Linked DNA regions of Homo sapiens: all the other regions are linked to region 3. The links are chromatin loops, found by intact Hi-C in ENCODE. Cell type or tissue: mammary epithelial cell. All regions are shown on one strand.

Region 1 (2,500 bases), 370 kb before region 3:
TCATAGACCAAATGTAATGTGAGCAGGAAATGAACCAGTGTTGCTGCAAGACACTGAGATTTTGAGGCCTTACCACAGTAAAACCTAATCTAAGAAATGGAAGCAAGCATCAGGTGGAGCACTTACCAGACTCAAGAAAGCCTATTTGTCCCAAGAGACAGCCAGTCCTTAGCTCTCATGGATTGTCACAATGTAGACCTGCATGCTAACTCTTGCCAGATCTTCCTGTAAGAGGAGCCAAATTTTTAATTAAATCAATTCCTGATTTTAATTAAAATATACCTTCTTTTTAAATGTTGGCAGCTAAATCCATACGTTTAAAAAACACTTAGGGCAAATCAAATCAGGTAATACACCCATAATCTCTTTTCCATTCCATAGTTTGCTCATATATAAAATAAGAATGCTAATATCTGTTCTGTCTCTCTAACAGGGTTATTTTGAGCGTTAGATTTATCTTACCTTGTAGTTGTTTTTTTATTTAAAAAAATTTTGAAATGATAAACTAACAAAGGTCAGGGAAAGTTCTTAGATTACTCTGGCAAAGCAGGCTGGACAATTCTAAGGCAACGAGGTACCACGGAGGCTAGTAGTATAAACCACTGTGCCTCCACTTTCCTGCCCCTCCCCTGTTCTCCACTCCTCCATGCAAAACATGAAAAGCACACTTCTCCACTGGCAGATCAGACTAGCATGCAACCATCTTCAGGAATAATCTAAGCCTGAAATAGTTGAGAGGTAAGTAATTGACAAAAATGAATGGTTCTCTGTCATGAAACAAGCAAGGTATAAGTTTGTGTTGATCGATCCAAGTTGCCTTTCCTAGATTATAACATTGAACTTCATCCTTCTTAACTACGTCATAGAAATGACTCAGGCAATTCAAAAAATAGCCTAAAGACATGTAGTATCAAGAAAATTGGATAAGTTTTTTATGTTTGATCAAATGCCTCAAAAGTACTTGTTTTATTTTATGCAAAGAGTCAAAATTCTTAAAAGATGTGGATTTATCTAATAATTTGCATGATATAGCTCATAGGTAGAATTTTATGATAATTCTGAATGTGTACTTCAGTAAAAATATTTTTGAAAAAATTAAAGAAGATTAGGGAATGCCTGAAAAAGAAATATGTAATCTGACGTATATTTTTTTCTGTTGCATTTTCAGGGCTCACATTTTTTCCTTCCATTGTGCAGATACGCCACTAGAGGGCACTATATGGCTCTGCTTCCTCACACCTTGTGTGAGGTGCTGAATCTGACCTCTGATTTCCTCATTGAGAACCCTCCAGGTTTTGACTTACTTTAATAGGGCCAGGTACTCTATAGGGCATTGTGCCAGATGCTGGAAACAGAACAACAGAGACAGGACCCACAAATACAAAGCAACAGATTGTTCACAACAACCTGAGACAGGTGTTAATAAACAGGCATGTGTAAGCACTACAGGAGTTTAGAGAATTGCTAACGATGTGATTCTGCAGGAAAGGAAAGTGGGAGGTCATGGAAGAGAAAGCACTCTCAGACTCTGACCAGTCCAGGCTGAAGGAGGTATGAAAGCTGAATTTTAGGCTGAGTTTCCTTTTCGTTTTCCCCTTCCTGCCTTAGCAATGGACCTCCATACTGGAGGGAACCTGAAGCTAGGACATGACATAGGTTACCCGCAGGATATATAAAAAATGATCAGCCTATACACCCAGGACTGCCTGTGAGAAGTTGCTTTCCTCTGCACTGCAATATTTATTTGTCATTTATTGATTTGAGAAATATTTATTGTCAAGTGTGCCCCAAGCACTCATTGGTAAATAAAATAGTCATAGGGTGTGCCCACTTAAAAACTGTAGTCCAGTAGAGACACAATGATTGCAATGTAGTGTAATAAGTCCTATGATAAGAGAAGAAGATGAAACCACACAAGTATAGAGCAGGGGCACCTGACAAAGACAGGAAGTCAGGGAAGGCTTTGTGGAGGAAGTACTATTCAATTGAGACCCCAAGCAGAATTGGAGGCCACTTAAAAGAGTAGGTGTATTCCAGGTGAAGATAGCACAACCCAGGAAAAAAAGAATCCAATAGGATTTTATTTGTGTATATACAATTTTCAGATCTTGCTGTTTTCCACTTATCCATTTTATCCTGAGTCTCCATATCTTTATTTTTGAAAACATGATTTTAATAGTTGCTCTAATAGTCCATCGTAAGAATAGTGACATTTATTTACCCATTTTCAGAAATAGCATTTTTAAGACTCATGCTAATCGCTCTCCCTTTGTCAATATAAAATTGTGTGAAATAATTCTTACTGCTTATATGAATATCAACAACATTTCCTTTACTTGGCTGACTCTTGAGCACAATTCCTGCAACTCAACCTGATATCCAGCCATAACAAACACTGAATTTATAGAAGGTATTAATTTATTATGTATTGTTTAATTTTAACTTTTTAATAAAATTTGCTGCAGTTGTTTTACATGAATTGGCAGGGCCTTAAGAGGCA
Region 2 (2,500 bases), 250 kb before region 3:
AAATTTTTAATTAAATCAATTCCTGATTTTTAATTAAAATATACCTTCTTTTTAAATGTTAGCAGCTAAATCCATACGTTTAAAAAACACTTAGGGCAAATCAAATCAAGTAATACACTCATAGTCTCTTTTCCATTCCATAGTTTGCTCATATTTAAAATAAGAATGCTAATATCTGTTCTGCCTCTCTAACAGGGTTATTTTGAGCGTTACATTTATCTTACCTTGTAGTTGTTTTTTTATTTAAAAAAAATTTCAAATGATAAACAAACAAAGGTCAGGGAAAGTTCTTAGACTACTCTGGCAAAGGAGGCTGGAAAATTCTAAGGCGATGAGGTGCCAAGGAGGATAGTAGTATAAACCACTGTGCCTCCACTTTCCTGCCCCTCCCCTGTTCTCCACTCCTCCATGCAAAACATGAAAAGCACACTTCTCCACTGGCAGATCAGACTAGCATGCAACCATCTTCAGGAATAATCTAAGCCTGAAATAGTTGAGAGGTAAGTAATTGACAAAAATGAATGGTTCTCTGTCATGAAACAAGCAAGGTATAAGTTTGTGTTGATCGATCCAAGTTGCCTTTCCTAGATTATAACATTGAACTTCATCCTTCTTAACTACGTCATAGAAATGACTCAGGCAATTCAAAAAATAGCCTAAAGACATGTAGTATCAGGAAAATTGGATAAGTTTTTTATGTTTGATCAAATGCCTCAAAAGTACTTCTTTTATTTTATGCAGAGTCAAAATTCTTAAAAGATGTGGATTTGTCTAATAATTTGCATGATATAGCTCTTAGGCAGAATTTTATGATAATTCTGAATGTGTATTTCAGTAAAAATATTTTTGAAAAATTTAAAGAAGATTAGGGAATGCCTGAAAGAGAAAAATGTAATCTGACGTATATTTTTTTCTGTTGCATTTACGGGGCTCACATTTTTTCCTTCCATTGTGCAGATACGCCACTAGAGGGAACTATATGGCTCTGCTTCCTCACACCCTGTATGAGGTGCTGAATCTGACCTCTGATTTCCTCATTGAGAACCCTCCAGGTTTTGACTTACTTTAATAGGGCCAGGTACTCTACAGGGCATTGTGCCAGATGCTGGAAACAGAACAACAGAGACAGGACCCACAAATACAAAGCAACAGATTGTTCACAACAACCTGAGACAGGTGTTAATAAACAGGCATGTGTGAGCACTACAGGAGTTTAGAAAATTGCTAAGGATGTGATTCTGCAGGAAAGGAGAGTGGGAGGTCATGGAAAAGAAAGCACTCTCAGACTCTGACCAGTCCAGGCTGAAGGAGGTATGAAAGCTGAATTTTAGGCTGAGTTTCCTTTTCGTTTTCCCCTTCCTGCCTTAGCAATGGACCTCCATACTGGAGGGAACCTGAAGCTAGGATATGACATAGGTTACCCGTAGGATATATAAAAAATGATCAGCCTATACACCCAGGACTGCCCGTGAGAAGTTGCTTTCCTTTGCACTGCAATATTCATTTGTCATTTATTGATTTGAGAAATATTTATTGTCAAGTGTGCCCTAAGCACTCATTGGTAAATAAGATAGACATAGTCAGGGTGTGTCCACTTAAAAATTGTAGTCCAGTGGAGACACAATGATTGCAATGTAGTGTAATAAGTCCTATGATAAGGGAAGAAGATGGAACCACACAAGTATAGAGCAGGGGCACCTGAGAAAGACAGGAAGTCAGGGAAGGCTTTGTGGAGGAAGTACTATTCAATTAAGAGCCTAAGCAGAATTGGAGGCCACCTAAAAAGGAGTAGGTGTATTCCAGGTGAAGACAGCACAACCCAGAGGAAAAAAGAATCAAATAGGATTTTATTTGTGTATATACAATTTTGAGATCTTGCTGTTTTCCACGTATCCATTTTATCCTGAGTCTCTATATCTTTATTTTTGAAAACATGATTTTAATAGTTGCTCTAATAGTCCATTGTAAGAATAGTGACAGTTATTTATCCATTTTCAGAAATAGCATTTTTAAGACTCATGCTAATCGCTCTCCCTTTGTCAATATAAAATCATGTGAATTAATTCTTACTGCTTATATGAATATCAACAACATTTCCTTTACTTGGTTGACTCTTGAGCACAATTCCTGCAACTCAACCTGATATCCAGCCATAACAAACACTGACTTTATGGAAGGTGTTAAATTATTATGTATTGTTTAATTTTAACTTTTTAGTAAAATTTGCTGCAGTTGTTTTACATGAATTGGCAGGGCCTTAAGAGGCACTCTGGATTCTTTTCTTGCTGCTCAGATTACCCCGTCTGTGTCATTCATTCTTCCGTCTCTCCCAAGTCTGCATCTCCACTCCCTCCATCCATTAGAGGAGCCTCAATCTCAGGCTCCTCCCTCTCTGGGATGCTCTGCTGATACTTATCTCCATCTTTTATCCAGTAAATACTTTTTTTTCTCTGTGGTCCAGTTTCCTGAAGCTGCAAACATTAACTTCATAAATGATTTT
Region 3 (2,500 bases):
TAAGAAAGACAAGCAGGTTTGGAGGATCATATTGAACTTGTGGTGGCTACGGAGCATCTATGAAGTTCAGACTAGAAATCTAGACTTAAGGTATTTTTTCAGAGTCATAAGAATAAAAATATAATTGGAGTCATAAAAAGTGAATGAAATTGCAACTCAATAAAAAAGAAAAGTATCCAATCAGGAAATGTACAAAGATATAGACATTTCTCTAAAGGTGAAATACAAATGGCCAATAAGCATATGAAAAAAATGTTCGACATCATTAGCCATCATGAAAATACAAATGAAAATGACAAACATATCATTTCATATACACGAGGATGGTCATAATCAAAAGGATGTAATAACAAGCATTGAAGACATTGGAACCCTTACGCACTGCAAGTGAGAATGTAAAATCTTGCAACCTCTTTGGAAATCAATTTGCAGTTTTTTGAAAAGTTAAATGTAGAGTTACCATATGCACCTAGCAATTTCACTTCTGGATATACACTCAAGAGAAATGCAAACTATGTCCACATAAAAGTTTATAGGTGTATTAATAATAACAGCCAAAAAGTGGAAATGAGGCTGTTTATGGAGATATGAGCACAACGGTGCCAAACTTCTGCTGCTGTTGCTCTGCATAGGATTCACAAACTCACGAGAAATGAAGATGATTGATCAGATGCAGCTGACATGTGCCTCTTCACTGAGAGGAACCAAAATATCAAGTAAACCTTCATACTTTGAACAGCCAGGAAAAAAACCCTGGCTGCCGCTTTTTCTCTTGGTGGGTTCTTTGGCACAGGAGAAACACCTCTGCCCCTCCCTGGGTTGTTCCAGTGGCCTGAGAGCTGCCCCTCAGCTCCCACCAAGGTTGTGCTTGGTCCCACCCTAGTTAGCCTGGAGAGCCTGGAGGTAGGTTCGCCCAACCCAGCCCCACCCAGCTTTCCCCCCTGCACCCCCGTTGGTCAGAGTGTGGAATGGGACACTTGAGAGCTCCATGCTCCCCATCACCAGGCACACCCTGGTAGTTCCCCTGATCAACAAAGGCCAAGTAAAATTTCCACTGCCATCACCACAGCCGCCTCTCACCTGCAAGCACCACATATGGATGGGAGGTCAAACTGCATGTCCAATCACAACTTCTGCTGACATCATTGTACAGTGCTCAGCCAACTCTTACCTGTAAGCACCACCTGCTGGCCTGTATGGTGAACTGCACAACCCAATATAATTACTGCTGGTAGAAGTGCACAGCACGGGGGAATGAGGTAACTTCTGAGATCTCCATCTCCTCATCTCTGTAGGAGACAGTAAGCCTGACCATATGTACAGCACGCCACTACTACAATCTAGCATTTTAGAAAACCACTACACTAATGTGATATATAAGCAAAGAATTCATACAGTGCTTTGGTCCTCTAAAAGCATATAGAAGTGAAACCAAAGGACCCCACCAATATATGCAAAAATCACACTCTAGTGGAAGAAAAAAAATCCCACGCAAATAAAAGTAAATTCCCAGGTAAGAAGTGACAGCTTCTACAAATGAGAAGGAACCACCACAAGAATTCCAGCACCATGAAGAAACAGAATGTTGTGACATTCTCCAAAGACCACAATAGCTCTCTAGCATAGATTCTAACCAAAATAAAAACTTTGAAATGACAGATAGAGAATTCAAGATGTGTGTTATAAGGAAGCTCAATGAGAACACAGAGAAAGTTGGAAATCGACACACACACACACACACACACACACAGAAAAACAATTCAAGAGATGACAGATGAGATAGATGTATTTTTAAAAAACTAACCAGAAAACCTGGAAATTTTCAAATTAACCCACTTAGACAAAAAAAGAATTTAAAATACTGAACAAATTGTTTGAGATATATGGATTATGTGAAGCAAGGGAGAAGAAAAAGTAAGAAGTTTGAAAAACATATTTGAGGGAATAATTGAGGAAATTTTCTCCAATCTTGCTACAGATGTATACATGCAGATACAAGAAATTTAGGGAAGACCTTGAAGATGTTATATAAAACAATTATAACCAAGGCATATAGTCATCAGACAATCAAAGGCCAGTGTGAAAGAAAAAGTCTTAAAGGCAGCTAGAGAGAACTATCAAATCACCTATAAAGGCAATCCTATCAGACTAACAGTGGACTTCTCAGCAGAAACCCTACAAGCCAGAAGACATTAGAAGCCTATTTTCTGCCTTCTTACAGAAATAAAAATGCCAGCCAAGAATTTTATATACTGCCAAACTAAGCTTAATAAATGAAGGAGAAATAAAGCCTTTCCCAGACAAACAAATGCTAAGGGAATTTGGCACCACTAGACCAGTCCTACAAGAAATGCTCAAAAGCACTCTAAACATGATAATAAAAGGATACTCATCATCATATAACACACTGGTTATTTCTAGTAAGTGTTTTCCAAACACTTGCTAGAAATCTCATGGATCTTATAAAACAATTACATACATAATTGAGACTCAAAGGCAA

Evidence for each region. A loop is a pair of places that touch in the nucleus more often than their neighbours do. Peaks named below come from ENCODE experiments on the same cell type or tissue, not always from the same donor. Only the 100,000 strongest peaks of a DNase experiment are listed, where the experiment ranks them.
Region 1: it touches region 3 in a loop (28-fold over the local background); 12 of 110 quality-filtered maps call a loop at or near these places.
Region 2: a loop joins it to region 3, with 9 times the contacts of the local background. A loop is called at or near these places in 16 of 110 quality-filtered maps.

What each region holds. Positions count from the first base shown.
Region 1 is chr4:144,141,842-144,144,341 of GRCh38, reverse strand. It overlaps LOC105377460 (a long non-coding RNA gene), which reads right to left. Exons shown (of 11, transcript XR_002959803.2): 9 at 127-225. Among named protein-coding and RNA genes, the nearest start is that of GYPA, 2.4 kb to the right of the region's middle. In mammary epithelial cell, a CTCF peak has its summit at 1,203 (motif pointing right); no DNase peak of the experiment used is centred here.
Region 2 is chr4:144,020,258-144,022,757 of GRCh38, reverse strand. No RefSeq gene overlaps it. Among named protein-coding and RNA genes, the nearest start is that of GYPB, 2.1 kb to the right of the region's middle. In mammary epithelial cell, a CTCF peak has its summit at 964 (motif pointing right); no DNase peak of the experiment used is centred here.
Region 3 is chr4:143,772,848-143,775,347 of GRCh38, reverse strand. No RefSeq gene overlaps it. Among named protein-coding and RNA genes, the nearest start is that of FREM3, 73 kb to the right of the region's middle. In mammary epithelial cell, a CTCF peak has its summit at 1,182 (motif pointing left); no DNase peak of the experiment used is centred here.